Regions from separate parts of the Homo sapiens genome. Here region 2 is linked to region 1. Evidence: chromatin loops called from intact Hi-C (ENCODE). Cell type or tissue: CD14-positive monocyte. All regions are shown on one strand. Links, peaks and the distances in the headings refer to the core of each region. The heading gives the core; the rest is flanking DNA. Region 1 has its middle 61 kb from the start of BCL2L14. Region 2 overlaps ETV6 (ETS variant transcription factor 6).

Region 1 (8,332 bases), core at 53-8,052:
TAGACCCCTTTCCCTTACTCCTAACCAGAGCAGCACCTTTAAAAAATTTCTTTTACCGGCTGGCCACGGTGGCTCATGCCTGTAATCCCAGCACTTTGGGAGGCCGAAGCAGGCGGATCACAAGGTCAGGAGCTCGAGACCAGCCAGCTGGAGACCAGCCCGGCCAACATGGTGAAACCCCGTCTCTACTAAAAATACAAAAATTGGCCAGGCATGGTGGCATGCACCTGTAATCCCAGCTACTGGGGAGACTGAGACATGAGAATCGCTTGAACCTGGGAGGCAGAAGTTGCAGTGAGCTGAGATCATGCCACTGCACTCCAGCCTGGGCGACAGAACAAGACTTCATCCCCAAAAAAAAAAAAATTCTTTTACCTACAGGGCCTCTGCATGAAATTCCACTTGATGAATGTTATTGTTTGAAAAGAGCTTGAGACTCTCTGTATTGGATAGTCCTCTACGTTCTCTTCTAGCTCAAAGACTAGGAATTGCTAGGAGTTTTTCACCCGAACTGCTGCTGAACCACATCTTCCTCATTGTGCTAGTGATGGTGCTACTACGAGTGTAGCCTTTACACTAATTGGGTGTGTATTTTTACCTTCTTAGTTTTGGTCTATCCATCTCATAAGCCAAGACAATTTTGGAACATGAATTCTAGCATTCTACATATTAGTGATACTTCCCAGCTTTGGTTTTATCTGTAAATCTGTTTTGGGTACCTTTTTAATCTTTATCCAGGAAGTTTGTAAAAACATTAGGATAGGGCCCAGGGCTGAGACCTTTGGTTCTCTAATAGGGATCATCTTCCAGGTTGATCCAACCATAATCAATAGCCTTTGAAATGTATATGTTCAAATGGCTACAGACCCATTGAAGTATAATAGCATCCACCCAATATTTCCCCCTTTCATCTCCAGACCATCTTCTTTTCTACATGTATTTAATGGCCACTATCTGTCAAGGTCTGGGATTGACCTGGGAAAACAGGGTAAATAAGACACTGGGGTTCGCAGCTGGTAGACAAGATGGAAACAGAAAGTAGTCGTCATAGCAATGTAATGAGGGCTAAGTGGCAATTTGCACCAGGAAGCAAGGGAGGCCATGCCCAGCTTTGCTGGCAGTGTCCAGGAGGTTTTCTCAGTCAGTAAGATGTTACAGATGGTGTCATTCAAAAAGGCATCCATGAGAAATGTCCAATGCCATATGAAATCCGGGTGCGACCTCTCTGGCATCCTTCTGATCTAGGTATTCAATAAACACTTCTCGAATATAATTTGAAAAAGTAGGGAGCATCTAACATGCCAGGGAGCAGATGAAATTGAGGTTGGAGAGGATGGAGGCCAGTCTTTGAGGGCAGAGACAGCGGAAGGATAGTCATAGAAGTGGAAGTGGAGAGGAGAGATCCTAGGTGGCAGGAAATCAGGTCTAGGTATAATAATAAAATGAAGTGGGAGCGAGGCAGAGTAAAGAGCAATGCATCTCTCGAATCTTTGTGTCCTGGGCACCAGGGGGGCTGATGGTGTTGGTACTCAAGGGCGCGAGGAAGGAAAAAGAAGTTTCAGTTTCAGAGGCCTACAAGAGATTTAGTGGAATGTACGTTTTCCCATGCTCTTTTCCCTTCTGATTCTGACTTTGATTTCAGATCTCCTCTAGTAACTATTGAATTGAGAGAGGATGACTTCTAGGTATGCGCCAGGTGCAGTGGGAGATCTGTGATGCGCTCCGTCCTATCTCCCCAGGGAACTCTTATACCATGCAATGCCGTCTGCAGTTCTCAGTACCCTGGCTAGATCTGTTCTCAAGTTTGGCCAGTTTCTTTTTTTTTTTAATTTTATTAAAAAAATTATCTTATGTTTATTAAATTTTTTAAAAATTATTTTCTGGTTTTTAAATCATATTTATTATTTTTTATTTCTTGGCCACCGTTCTGACATAGAACGTGCAAGTGCCTATGCAAACCATTGTATCTGTTGCGGGGGTGACCAATTCATTTCGGTTTGCCTGGGACTTTCCCAGTTTTAGAAACAAAAGTCCTCCCTCCCCCGCCCCGGCCGCCCCATGAATCCCTTCGGTCCCAGGTAAAGCAGGACTGTCAGTGATCCCAGAGGTAGGTGAGGAGCTAGGGGCACTTGGTGTGCACAGCACATCCCAACTGGCACTGGGAAGGAAATGGAATTGCTAGAACAAAGTGCAGCTCCTAAGTCTTATATGTCCAGACTGAGGGGAGTGCCTGGGAGGCCGCAGGGAGGAGCCCAGGGCAGCTGTATGTGGGGAGTTGACCTCAGGTCAGAAGCGCATGGCTGGGCTTGGAGTACAGCTGTGGGCAGGCTGCAGTCGGTCCAGTCACCTCTCCTTGGGGGCTAAGCCAGGCCTTCCCTTTTCTGAGCTCTTGATTAATTTAATGGAGCAACTGAAAGAAGAAGAGGACACAACAAAGGATTGAGCTGGGCTCTCCACCTCTCAGGAGTTTCCTGGGAGCATGTTTTCCCCCAGGAAGCCTTCTTGTCACTGGAGGACATTGATTGTTGCAGGAAGCTGAGGGAATCGAATAGTCAGGGCAACTGTCCTCTGCAAAAACCCTGGGTCAATAAAACCAAAATGACTGCAAGATATCCTGAGAGAGGTGGGCAAAGAAGGCACGTGGATGATTTTTCCTCCTGCTTTTCCCAGCGTTTCTACACACACACACACACACACACACACACACACACACACACACACACGCGCACTTGGGGACAGGTATAGGATGGTTACATTTTGTCTCTCTTCACTTCCTATATGAAGCATAAGAAAGCATTTGGTAAATCTAGTCCTAAGTGTGTTGCCCAAGTCAAATCCAGCGACCCCCTCGCAGCCCCCTCCCCAGAGGTTACATAGTTCCCACAGGGTGCAAGAAAGGGTTATTGAAAACAGCAGGTTTATTTATTTTTTTTCCATAACTTCAGCACTTCTGGTAAATCTCTGATCCAGCATCTAGTGGTTAACCACTGATACAGGAAATGACATTTAACGTTTTTATCACTCAGCCAGAAATGGAAGAACAAGGCGAGTGTGTGTTTAGGGAAGATGGATGGCTGCCCACCACCTTCGTCTTAAAGGCACCCGGCTCTTTTTCTGATTGCAGGGGCTGATAGGCAGCTCACTTCCCCTCTGCCTGCTCGCTCCACTGACGACAATGAGTGGGAATGTCAGGAGAGCAGGAACCCAGGCGTTGTCAGCTATTGATGGGGGTGAAATGGGCAGCATTTGGTTCCCCTTTTTCAGGAGCCGTTGCATGGGGGGACAGGCAGGCCGGAAATGAGTTCGGATGCTCGTGTTCAGGCACATGGAACCACAGCATCAGCCTAGGGTGTCTGAACCCGGGAGGCCACGTGGCCGGGATGAGACTGTGAACAGAGCCCCACTGCCCATTGCTAAGCTGAGGACACTCAGCAGAGACCTCATTAACCCTCCAAGACAACCAGCCAAGCAAGAGTGTTGAGCACCGCAAACCACAGCGAGAGAAATTACAGCTGCTTTCACTTGCAGTTTTCCTTAGTCACCCGGTTGTTCCCCATTTCTTGCCTTTTGGGGATGAGGGGCTTTCAGTGCAGTTACTAAGTGGATTTCTTGTAACAACGGCAACAGTTATAGATAGTCACTCACTTTGTTAAGTGGTAAGTAGTTTAGATTCATGATGTTAACCTGCTCTAGGTCTAGAGCTGGTAAGTGGTATGGCCAGCCAGGATTTGAACCGAGGTCCATCTATGGCCAAAGCCAACCCTGCCCTCCAGACATCTGATAGCAAGTGCCGCCCTAGGCCCCACTGCCCTGCCCAGCCTTTTGCTGATTAAACAATCTCTTGGCTGGGTGCGGTAGCTCACACCTGTAATCCCAGCACTCTGAAAGGCCAAGGCGGGCAGATCACTTGAGGTCAGGAGTTCAAGACTAGCCTGGCCAACATGGTGAAATCCTGTCTCTACTAAAAATACAAAAAATTAGCCAGGCATGGTGGTGTGTGCCTGTAATCCTAGCTATTTGGGAGGCTGAGGTGGGAGGAGTCCTTGAACCTGGGAGGCAGAGGTTGTAGTGAGCTGAGATGACACCACTGCACTCCAGCCTGGGTGACAGAGCAAGACTCTGTCTCAAAAAACAAACAAAACAAAACAAAACCCTTGAGGTGGGTCTGGGCATCAGAGTTTTATGTTTCTTCAAATAGTTCTAGTGGGCAGCCAGCAATGAGCACCGCTGAGCCATGCTGTGATTTCTTGAGCTCAGAGAGCCAGCCGGGTTGGCCTTTGTTGCCAGTGCCCAGGGAACAACCCTTAATGTTTGTTACACAAATGAGTCTCTGATCGCTCTACTTTGGTCTGCAGGGCAAAACCTCTACAGAGAGGGAATAGAGGAAGAGATGAGTCACACCCATTGAGAGCCTGAGGGTTCTCAGCAGATTCTAGCTGTGAGTGCCCCTGGTGAAGTGGGGTAGGTAAGATCAGGCCAGGCATTGTTGGCAGAGACATTCTCATATCCGAGAATGAGAGCCCCACATTCTCGGATAACATTTCCCTTCTCTTAGTAGGAAGTAACGTGATCCCATTTTTATGAAAAGGATCACTCAGGTGCGAAATTGTCCTCCTCCTCCCACTCTCTGCATCCTGCCTGCAGATTCTTCACCCTGCAGATGTGCCTCTGTCAGCACTAGGAGGCAGGGTGGTTCGGGGCGAGCCCTGCCTGCTCTAGGAGGCAGGAGAGTTAGGGTGGGCGCAGAGGCCACCCAGGACGAGGCCAATTGCTCCTGGGGAGTCACGTATTGATTTCTGCTCTGCCTTGCTCTAGAGATTTGAGGCGAGGGCCACTCACAGTCTCTTGGAGCCTCAGTTTATTCATTCATGTACTTGTTCTGAAGAGGTGATAAAATTTAAAGTGTTTTGAAAAGAAAATTTATCCTTGCCTCCATGAAGAGGAGTAGATTGCTGTTTGACTTCCAAGCCTTTCCAACAGCGCAGAGTTGCATGTGGGTGGGGCTGGGCCCACAGCTCAGCTTTGGGGTTTTGTACCAGAGGGAGCTGGAGTCAGGGGGGAGGTGTGGGTCCTCCCTAGTGCAAGTTTCTTCTTCAAGACCCATCTCTTCCTCTCCATGCCCTCTCTGTAGAGTTTTTGCCCTGCAGACCAAAGTGGAATGATCAGAGACTCATTTGTGTAACAGACACTGAGGATTGTTCCCTGTGCACTGGCAACAAAGACCGTCTGGCTCAGTGGCGCCCACCGCTGGCTGCCCACTAGAATTATTTGGGGGAAACTTAAAAAACTCTGATGCCCAGATCCACCTCAAGAGATTTTTGTTTAATAGGCATTAGCATTTTTTTTAAAAAACAATGACTCTAATTTATTTTACAGGGAGTAGAGAACCACAGATCTAGATGGAGAGACAGATAAGTGGGAAAAAAAAAACCCACTATGATGCAGAGGATGATATGCTCTGGTTTTGGCAAATGCAAGTGGCTACGGCAGCACAAAGTTAGGGCCGCTCACCCAGCCCCGAAAGAGCTGTGAAGTAGGAAACATCACAGCCGAAGTCTCAAGAACAGGAATTAACCCAGGGAATCTGGCCTGATGGGGCCAAGGGTAAGGGGCGTGAGGTTAAGATGATTTCCAGAGAAAGCAAGATGAATTTTCTGAGTCCAGGAGTGAAAGGGAGACAGGCACTTGTATGGGACTGGAAGTAGTTTGGTATGGCGGGACAAAGCTGGCAGGGAAGCCTGGTGAGAGCCGGAGAGGAGACCAGAGGCCAGCTCATGCGGATATCGAAGCAACGTTAGGAAGTTCGGGCCTTATTCTAATGGTGGAAGGGAGCTGATGAAGAGGTATAAGCAGAGGAAGGACTGCCATCAGTTTTTCAGTGACAGGAAGGAAGACAGACGGGAGGAAGTTAGAACACGCTTCAGTGGTGGGTTCCAGAACTATGTTAGTGGTTATGGGGATAGCAAGAGGTGAGTGGATTTGGGAGATATAAGGACCTAGAGCCTATTAGACTTGGGGAGTAAAGTGGGAGAAAAGTCAAGGAGAATTTCCAGGTTTTTGTCCTGGGCAGCAGGATGGAGGATGATGCTCCTTCTCTGAGGCTCTGCATGTGTGTGAGGAGGATTGGCTCATGCTGCTCACAGAGCCCCAGAAGCTGGACAGGACTTGGTGGGGGGCTCTGCCAGCAGCTTGGGGTCCCCGGAACCTGTGCAAGTCTCCTGTGGGTGGCCCAGCCCTCCCAGAGCAACATGAGGGGACACGGGCTTTGGTGAGGTGATGAGGGCATTTCTGTATTCTTGGCTACTTTGCTAGTCTATTTGGATTTCCTGGGCATCCTTCCCACTCAAGATGCTCCTTTCCCCAATGAGACCAACCAGCCCCAGACACTGATGGAATCTCAAACAAACAGTAATGACCGATTTCCATTTTCTGTGACCTGTTACCTACTCCCCATTTTACTGCTCTTAGTCAAACCTTACGGCCCACGCCCACCCATAGAAGTCCTTTAATGACACAGACACCTAAAAATATCTTTTATTTTCCTGTTGACAAGTTCAGGTCTCTATAGACTCCTATGTCATCCCTGCCTCAGGGACTTACTGCCTCTAAACATTCTCACGAATTTCCTACCCCACACATTATGTGTCTCCCTCCCCACAATCTGTGATACCAACCTCAAAGACCACCACTGAGGGCTGGGCATGGTGACTCACGCCTGTAGTCCCAGCATTTTGGGAGGCTGAGGAGGGTGAATCACTTGAGGTCAGGAGTTTGAGAACAGCCTGGCCAACATAGTGAAACCCCGTCTCTACTAAAAATACAAAAATTAGCCGGGCCTGGGCAGGGCGCGGTGGCTCACGCCTGTAATCCCAGCACTTTGGGAGGCCGAGGTGGGCGGATCACGAGATCAGGAGATCGAGACCATCCTGGCTAACACGGTGAAACCCCGTCTCTACTAAAAATACAAAAAATTAGCCGGGCGAGGTGGCGGGCGCCTGTAGTCCCAGCTACTCGGAGGGCTGAGGCAGGAGAATGGCGTGAACCCCCTGGGGGACGGAGCCTGCAGTGAGCCGAGATCGCGCCACTGCACTCCAGCCTGGGCGACAGAGCAAGACTCTGTCTCAAAAAAAAAAAAAAAAAAAAAAAAAAAAAAGACCACCATCGAGGCCAACTTCAAAGACCGCCGCCCTCTTCCCTGCTTCAGAGCCCATCCCCACATTACTTTTGGACGATACTCTTCCTCTTGTGACCCCTCCTTTTGGTTCCATGTCTCTCCATCTCCTTCTCTGTGCCTCTGCCATCTACTCTTCTTGCCTGTTTGGGAGGCTTCTTTTCCGCCTTACCTGCCATCTCGTTATTTCACAAATATATCAAAAATTATTCTGTGAAGATGTCAGAGTTAGAGCCTATGACCTACTTTTAATCTTGATTATAAGGGTTGTTTAGTGTTTAATATGATAGCATAAGGAAAATGCTTTGTAAATAGTAAATCAAATACATTTTAGATAATGATAATGGCAACTGGCTTAGAAGAATCTCCGCTTGTTTAAAAATTAGGTGTGGCCGGGCGCGGTGGCTCATGCCTGTAATCCCAGCACTTTGGGAGGCCAAGGCGGGTGGATCACGAGGTCAGGAGATCGAGACCACGGTGAAACCCCGTCTCTACTAAAAATACAAAAAAAATTAGCCGGGCACGGTGGCGGGCACCTGTAGTCGCAGCTACTCGGGAGGCTGAGGCAGGAGAATGGCGTGAACGCAGGAGGCGGAGCTTGCAGTGAGCCGAGATCGCGCCACTGCACTCCAGCCTGGGCGACAGAGCAAGACTCCATCTCAAAAAAAAAAAAAAAAAAAAAATTAGGTGTAAATTACACCTAGAAACAAAGGTTGAAAAATAATGAGATTATATCTCTAAACTCCTGGAATGTGGTATCTACTGAGTCGATCTTTCATAATTCAGATTCTACACTGAGATGAAGTACTGGAAGATTTATGTAAAATTTCATTTGCCTCCTGTGCTTCTCTTGTCATTCATAAAAAAAATTTGCCCTGCAGACCAGACAAACTTTTGTACCTTTTTTTTTTTTTAACTGTTGTCTTCTCTACTTGAAATTCTTCAATCCAAGACACATACATTGGGTATCTTATTATATTCATTCATTCACTCATTTACTCGTCCATATCTACCGAGTCCTACTATGTGACAGACAATATACTAAGAACTAGGGATCCAATAGTGGGCAAAAATGGATAGGATTCATGCCCTTGTGAACTTGTAGTTTAAGGTTGAGTGTGGGGAGAACACAGTAAAATAGTCATACAAAACCCACAGAAT
Region 2 (8,332 bases), core at 207-8,206, 150 kb after region 1:
CAAGCAGTGCTTACTTCCAAACAGGCCGTGTTCTGAGAGTAATGAAGACTGGCACTTTAAATGTATTTTCCCACAGAAATCATAGTGCAGATGAATCCTCAAAGGTGTTCTTGGATAACAGTGAGGGAGGCAATGGCCCTTCCCTACGTATAAGGTGCACAAACCTGATGTTTGCACAAAGTGGATGTAGTTGCGATATTGAGAATGGTTAAGAAAAGTGGAAGGAAAAACCAACTGCACAACATTGTGAATAGACTTACCACTACTGAAGTACACCTAAAAATGGTTAAAATTGTAAATGTTGTGTATTTTATCCCAATTAAAAATTTACACAAACAGAGGGGGGGAAACAACCAAATAACAGCCAGAAATATTGAATCATGATAATGAATAACATTTACCGAATGCTTGGCTATTCTAAGGGCATTTTCCGTATTAACTCATTTCTTTCTTCTTTTGTTTTGTTTTTTTTTTTGAGACAGAGTCTCACTCTGTCGCCCAGGCTGGAGACTCATTTCTTTCTTATGTCAACCCTTTGAGATAGGTCCTGTCATTTTCCTTCTTTTACAGGTAGAGACCTGAGACCCAAGGCAGTTGCCTGAAGTCACACAGCCGGTAAACTGGGGAGCTGGGATTAGAACCCAGGTAGTCGGGGGATGTAGAGTGCACGCATATACGTGCCGGCATGCTCTCTGGCTCTGTCATGTATTCCGTGGTTAATATGTGTAACAAAGATGTCAAACCCCAGCCCACAGCCTCCTTGACCCTGCAGTCATCAACACGATTCCAGCAAGACTAGAGAATCGAGTGGGTTTACAACCAGTGACAGGATGTGACTTGAGCAGCTAAAGAATGCGTCTACCTGTTACCTACTAAGCCGCTGTAGAGAGGGGCCAGCTTTCAAGGCGTGACCTGCACTGAGGGGCTGGCTCCTCAGGGGGTAGGTGACAGCCAGTGTGTCTGCTCTCAGAAGCCGGTGCCTGGCTCAGAACCCACAGTTCTCACAGGCTGGGAGATTTTCGTGATGCTAAGACGGCCCATCCCAAGGGAGTTAATGATCTAGAAGGGTGAATTCGGTCCAACTCAGCATGAGTTTTTAATATTATGAACTAGACATACTTTGGAGTCCCAGAAGTCATCTTTGACATTGTTTAGTACAAATTTGGCAGTAATGTAAGCAGGACCTGCCACACACTGTAGCCCCAGTCAGCTGACCTGAAAACTGCTTTGGCGTTCTCATCTCCACTACTGCTACTCGTCTTTCAATCATGTGCTCTATTTTCAGGGCGCCTACACTACAAATATTTATGAAAATGTATTTTGGTCTCCTCATTCTGCGCAGTGGAATGAATGCAGGCACTGGCATCAACCCCACCTGGGTTTAAATCTCAGCGTTGCTACTTGATTTTGGGGCATGTTACTTTATTGCTCTTAATCTTTATTTCTTCATCTATAAAGTGGAGGTAATAATATCACCTTCTTTATAGGGTTGTGGTGAGGATTAAATGATTCAAAGATATAAGAGCTTAGAACAGGGCCGGCACACAACAAGGACCCAATAAATGTTAGCTATTATTTTGTTATTAAGAAGCAGATTCAGGCCGGGTGTGGTGGCTCATGCTTGTAATCCCAGCACTTTGGGAGGCCGAGGCGGGCGGATCACGAGGTCAGGAGATCGAGACCATCCTGGCTAACACGGCGAAACCCTGTCTCTACTAAAAATACAAAAAATTAGCCGGGCATGGTGGCGGATGCCTGTAGTCCCTGCTACTTGGGAGGCTGAGGCAGGAGAATGGAGTGAACCCAGGAGGTGGAGCTTGCAGTGAACCGAGATCGCACCACTGCACTCCAGCCTGGGCGACAGAGCAAGACTCCTTCTCAAAAAAAAAAAAAAAAAAAAAAAAAAAAAAAAAAAAAAAACCAGATTCATATACCTCATCTTCTTTAATTATCTCATTAAAATTGTATACAACTTCCTTCTGCCAAAGCAGTCTTTGGGCACTTGGGTTTGGTGGTGGGGCAGGAGGGGTACGATTCCCCTCAATAAAGCAATCATATAAATAAAACTTCTGTGGGCCATCGCAGAACACATGCCACCCTCTCCATCTTTCACAAAGAAATGACTTCTCTCAATTATTGAGCCATTCCCATGTGCTAGTTGTAAGAAAAATTGAGATCAATTGCACTTCGATGCTTGAAAGTTCTCCTCATCACTTGCGATTTCCATGTTTACCTTGTGATAAAGAGCTGTCCCAGAGCAGAACTGCCACCTTAAAACTGCATCCAGTGCTACAGAAACAATCTCAGCCCTGCATGTGTGAATATCTGCAAATTAAAGTGATTAAGAATCACTGCCCCATAATCTCTTTGATGGGGCAGAGGACAGGATGCAACTAAAGAGCTGAAATTATCAAGCTCCAAGGGGGTGATGGGATGAGAACGTTTGAGAAATCCGGATCTTGCTCCTTCTCCCTACAGACTGCATATCCAGTCCCATGGGGTGATTCTGTGGAGCTGGTCTCATTCAGAGACTTTAGCCCAGAAGGGAGGCTTATTTTATGTTTCCGTTGAGTTTTTGGGGGGCCAATATTCCAGTAGTTCTAACACTAGAGGACAAATGACAATTAAAAAAAAATATATATATATATTTAAGGGGATAAAACCCAAAATAAAAGAACCTAAGGTGTGAAAAGAAGTTATCATCACAACTGCACGTGACAAAATAAATTTATTTTATAGTCATTTACTGCTTTGATATTTCTAAAGATGCTTTGCCTCCTGGTTTTTGTGAAGGAAGTAATATCATTGTTTATTTTACCTCCTTTCTACATAACTACCTACCTGCATTCTAATTCATATTACAAAGATAAAATGAGTCACAACAGTCAAGGAAAAAGAATGTCCTTAAACTGAGCTTTTTATGATGAAATAAGTGAATGACGCTACTCTTGCTGCCACTCTCAGAGGGGCAACATTATCTGAAGTTCTGAATAAGGTGAGACAAATGAGGAAAGAAGAGATTTTCTCCCGCTTCTGAGCAACACCAGGCAGGACACTGCTATGATTTTCTAGATTTTAGATGCTCAAGACCCTGAGGGAAGGGAATATGTCTTATCTTCATATCACCCAGGAAGACTCAGGTTCCTTGGACGTAATGTGGGGATTTGAGAGCTGTAAGAGACTGCAGAAACCATTTAGCCTAACCCCCTTCTTATAACTGGGGAGACAGAGCCAGAGGAATGAGAAACTTAGCCCTTATGATCTGTTCTGGCAGAATGAAGGGTTAGGACCTGGTTTCCCGGTTTCCAGATCTCATCCTTTAAAATATACATACATACTCACACACACTCACCCCAGTTTGTTTGTCGAGGATGGTTCTGGTTCTGGTTTTGCCTGAATATTTGATATGTAGTCCTGGCTTACTTATTGCTGGAGCCCTGTGTCACTGTCATAAGTGTGTTGGTATGGGTGAAAAATTATAAGGTTAACCTAATTATATAAAATCACCCTCCCTTCCCATAACTAATAAGTAAGGAAAAAGAGTGAAAATGCTGGTTTTTCTAGAGGTAAGTGTAATCTGAGGACTGCTTTGCTCAAGCCATGATGTGATTTCAGAATGGAGTACATTATAGAGGTAACAAATGTTCACATATAGAGAGTTTGAATTAGCATGATGATCATCCTCGTCTACTGTCAGGGCATGGAGGTGAACCTCTGAGCTAACACCAACTTCCTAGCTTCTAGCACTGCCACGTGGCTACTAACGAAGGCATGATTTCAATGTAAGTTTCAATGTAAGAAAGTCATAGAGGATACATGTGGGGAACTGGTGCTAGATTGAGCAAGACACATTTGTACTGTGATATAAATGCCCATTGTGAAATTATGAATGTCTGAACTGGTTAAGTTTGTGGCCACGACGAGGTGAAATCACAAGGCGGTTGAATGATGCCTTCTGTTTGCACTTGACCGTGCATGCTTCATTGTGCCAGGCTGCTTAACAGCTGAGTTGGGCCTTGTTCTCTTTCCATTCTGTCATTCCTATCCACCTATCCACCTACTTACCTACCCACCTACCTACTTACCTATGCCAAGTTGGCAGCAACATGTGTCATCTTGGGTTAACATACTTTTATATGGAACTGTATTCCCAGTTATGTAAAATAAATCACTGGGGAAGTAATATTTGATATGTATAATTTCACTTGACAGATTTTTTTTTCAGAACCAGATCTTTCTGTATGTTAACATATGCCCACATCAATCATCTGTTATCCTTCATAATTAAATGGAACAGTATTGATTCTGGAAACAATTTATGTTGAGCTGGATTTTTTTCTTTTCAGTGGAGAAGAAGGGAGAGAGAGAGGAAGTAGCTGGAGGCAGGAAACTTGTACTGATCCATGCACCTCTCTACTTGTTCTCTTTGTCATCAAGGGCACCATATAGCTGAAAGGCAGGAGGATAGGGAGAGGGCCACCTCTTCATATCACTTCTGTGCCTTGGAAAGCTCTTCTCCCTGGATACCACCGGATAAAGACCTACACTTCTCTCCTTGTTGTGTGCACCTGTTCACTGGAGCACATGCGCCCGGACATGCTCTCAGACCTTGCTTCCTGGCCATGAGCTTTAAGGAATGGTCTCTGAAAATGCACTACTTTTAAGAGCTGGGTCTGAAGCAGAGCTAACTGGTCTGCAGGGCAATGACACCCTTGACCTCGGCCTCATTAGCTCCATCCTCTTACCTACTGAGCTCACAACCACCAACATCATAATACTTGAGAGAAAGCTCATTACAGCGTATGCGGTGGCACATCTGTATTTACTTGGTTTGCGAGCAGCTCTCAGAGTAAGCCAGCTTTCTCTATTGCTGAGCTCCTGCAAATGAGAACAACAAACACACCTACTGCTGAGTCAAATCAGGCCAAAGGGAAAAGAGGAAGGATCTGTGAGGAGGAGAGACCATAAGCCTCCAATCACACTCAGGAATAAAATGGGGCTAAATTCCAAATGAGATTAACAAAAAAAATAATGAGAGAAAGACTAAGAGACAGAAAGAAAACCCATCACATACCCTTTGTATCTGAAAGGCAGGCTAGGTAATATATTCCTTGCCTTAATGTCAAGCTTCAGTAAACCCACCTCCTCTTCTCTGGAGTGGCTGGTGGCTATTATGCAAGCCGGAAATGCACATGGCAGGAAGAGCAAAAGAATGAATAACTGAATTGGGGGAGGAGGGCAGCTGCTAAATTTAGCAAGGGTAGAGTGAGGGGAGGAAAGGATGAGAGGAAGGCAGGGAGCGTGCACGAAATGCTGTTCGTTCTCCATCACGGAAGCGAGGGGCCCTGCTGTGAAATGCTTGGCACAAGGAGGTGGTGTCATCGCCTGGAGTCAGGCTCTCTTTTGTGAAGTGTTAATTAGGAAAAACAAGAAACTTCTCATTTTTTGGTTTGCCAACAACAAAACAAAATTGTTAGCCCTGCTCTTGGGGATGAGCAATCATTTTAAGGAAATGCCCCAAGGGACCAGGGTTTGAGGTCCCTAGTAATCTGCACCTAAGGAAAAGTACACATGAAGAAACTGATGCACGTTTGGACGTCTGTGGTCTGACCAATCCGAGCAGGAGGATCATGACCCTCAGAGGCACGATCCATCACTGAGTGCTCAAGCTGTTCAACTGTTTAATGCAATGGTGCTCAAGTAAGGTTTCCTTTCGCTTTGGTTTGGTGTTTTTGAGACAGAGTCTCGCTCTGTCGCCCAGGCTGGAGTGCAGTGGCGCAATCTCAGCTCACTGCAATCTCCACCTCCCGGGTTCACTCCATTATCTTGCCTCAGCCTCCCAAGTAGCTGGGACTACAGGCGCCTGCCACCATGCCCGGCTAATTTTTTTTTTTTTTTTTGTATTTTTAGTAGAGACGGGGTTTCACCATGTTAGCCAGGACGGTCTTGATCTCCTGACCTCGTGATCCGCCCGCCTCGGCCTCTCAAAGTGCTGGGATTACAGGCGTGAGCCACCGCGCCTGGCCTCAAGTAAGGTTTTTATACTCTATTTCTGTGCCCCAACACCTATTCTGGAACTAGGTCCAGGGCCTAAATTAAATTCTGGTCTTTTGCTTTCTACCAATGATTAAGAGGAACAACTGGGACACTTGAAATAAACACCGCCACTGAGTGAACTCTAACCAGCCTCCTTTGGTGCCCTATGCAGAAAGCCCTGGCCCAACACTGAGTTCATAGATTTGGGTTTTTTTTTCTTTCCTTCTTCCAACTTTTATTACCCCTTGCTAAAAAACTCTCCAATGACTTCCCATTTCTTTCCTCCATATTCCAGAAATCAAAGTTCTCCACACTCTGGTTCCAAGCTAAGCTCCTTGGACTAGCTCTGCAATGACAAAATGCTGATCATTGTGAAGGCAAGGGTGATGGCTCAGAAGGGTTTATTTATTTTATTCTATTTGGAGTATGTTTGAAATTTTCTGTAATAAAAGAGTGGGAGAAGATAAGCTTTATAATCCAAGTCATCTAATTGCTCTCTATTTCAAAGCCTTACCCCACCCTTACGTCATTTTCTTTGCCTGGAATGTTCTTCACTTCATCCTTGCTTATCAGAATCCTGCTGGATTTCTAAGGCGGGGTCCCCAACCTCCAGGTCACTGACTGGTACCAGTCCATGGCCTGTTAGGAACTGGGCTGCACAGCAGGAGGTGAGCGGTGGGGGCAAGTGAGTGAAGCTTCATCTGTATCTAGAGCTGCTCCCCACTGCTCGTATTACCGCCTGAGTCCCACGTCCTGTCAGATCAGCAGCGGCATTAGATTCTCATAGAAGCACAAACGCTATCATGAACTGTGCATGCGCGGGATCTAGTTGCACACTCCTTACGGGAATCTAATGGCTGATGATCTGTCACTGTCTCCCATCACCCCCAGATGGGAACGTCTAGTTGCAGGAAAACAAGCTCAGGGCTCCCACTGATTCGACATTATGGTGGATTGTATAATTATTTCATTATGTATGATAATGTAATAATAGAAATGAAGTGCAGAATAAATGTAATGCACTTGAATCATCCCAAACCATCCCTCACCTCCACTGTTGGTGGAAAAACTGTCTTCCACAAAACTGGTCCCTGGTGCCAAAAAGGGTGGGGAGCACTGCTCTAAGGCATACTCCAGAGTTGCTTCCTTTATGAGAAGACCCTGCTTCCTGCACCTGGCTGTCATGGACCCTTCCACCACACCTTTACGGTGCCTACTATATGGTTACGCTTCTGTGCTTCTGTGTACATCCATCTCACTGCTTCGCTTTGATCGTGAGCTTCAGGGAACCAAGAGTGTATTTTGTACATAGTAAGCACTCAATAATTGTCTACTGAATGAAAAGTGAACTTACACGAAGAAGACCAGCTTATCAAGTTAACAATTAAACTTCCTGGATTTGTCTAAACCTCAGGCAAGAAAAGAGAAACCTCTTCCAGTACCTTCTTCATGGTTCTGATGCAGTATGACCTCCGGCTGTGTGTGTATAGAGTTTCCAGGGTGGAAGAATGGTGAAAAAAGAATCCGAGGTTTCCTCTGCTTCAGAATATGCTGAAGGAGTTCATAGAGCACATCACCTGGAAAGAAAAAGGAAAGGGAAATCGAGAAATGGAAAGATGTTTTTCCAACAACGATCTACGGAGCAGCAGCTAAGTGCCTGGCACGGTGCCAAAGATACAATTGGAGCGCACCTGCCACCTCCTACCCTCACCAAGCTCATGGGGCACAGAATGCAGCACTTGAAACTCAAAAGGTCAGAGCGATGTGAAGTTGTAAATCAAACTTTTTTGATTATGAAAATCGTATACTTTTTTTCTGAGACAGGGTTGCGCTCCGTTGCCAGTGCTGAAGTGCAGAGGCACGATCTCGGCTCACTACAACCTCCACCTCCCAGGCTCAAGTGATCCTCCCACCTCAGCCCTCCAAGTAGCTGGGACTACAGGTGCGAACCAACACACCCAGCTGATTTTTGTATTTTCAGTAGAGACAGGGTTTCACCATGCTGTTCAGGTTGGTCTCAAACTCCTGAGCTCAAGTGATCCACTCGCCTAGGCCTCCCAAAGTGCTGGGATTACAGGTGTAAGCTACCGTGCACGGCCCCAAAAATGTTTTAAAAAGGCAGAAAATCAGAAAGAAAACAAAACATGACCTAGAATCCCATCATCACTAAGATACAGAAGCCCTGTTAATACTATCTATAGTTCTATAGTTAGAAGCGGGCTTTTAATAGTTGAGTATCCTCTTTTCCCTCCACATTAGGTTTTGAACATTTTCCCACATTACTGAACTGCTTCAG

What was found. A loop is a pair of places that touch in the nucleus more often than their neighbours do. Peaks named below come from ENCODE experiments on the same cell type or tissue, not always from the same donor. Only the 100,000 strongest peaks of a DNase experiment are listed, where the experiment ranks them.
Region 2: a loop joins it to region 1, with 2.5 times the contacts of the local background. A loop is called at or near these places in 2 of 110 quality-filtered maps.

Annotation. Positions count from the first base shown.
Region 1 is chr12:12,005,469-12,013,800 of GRCh38, reverse strand. No RefSeq gene overlaps it. Among named protein-coding and RNA genes, the nearest start is that of BCL2L14, 61 kb to the left of the region's middle. RefSeq lists enhancers at 1,564-1,613, 2,174-2,323, 3,484-3,533, 2,687-3,567, 3,554-3,673 and 3 more. In CD14-positive monocyte, for the core only: CTCF peaks have their summits at 5,061 and 5,261; DNase peaks (open chromatin) are centred at 2,340, 3,380 and 4,360; H3K4me3 peaks cover 1,866 bases; H3K27ac peaks cover 4,396 bases.
Region 2 is chr12:11,852,708-11,861,039 of GRCh38, reverse strand. It overlaps ETV6 (ETS variant transcription factor 6), which reads right to left. Exons shown (of 8, transcript NM_001987.5): 4 at 7,479-7,613. Among named protein-coding and RNA genes, the nearest start is that of ETV6, 210 kb to the right of the region's middle. RefSeq lists an enhancer at 5,303-5,879. In CD14-positive monocyte, for the core only: no CTCF peak of the experiment used is centred there; DNase peaks (open chromatin) are centred at 3,839, 4,909 and 5,499; H3K4me3 peaks cover 2,819 bases; H3K27ac peaks cover 6,127 bases.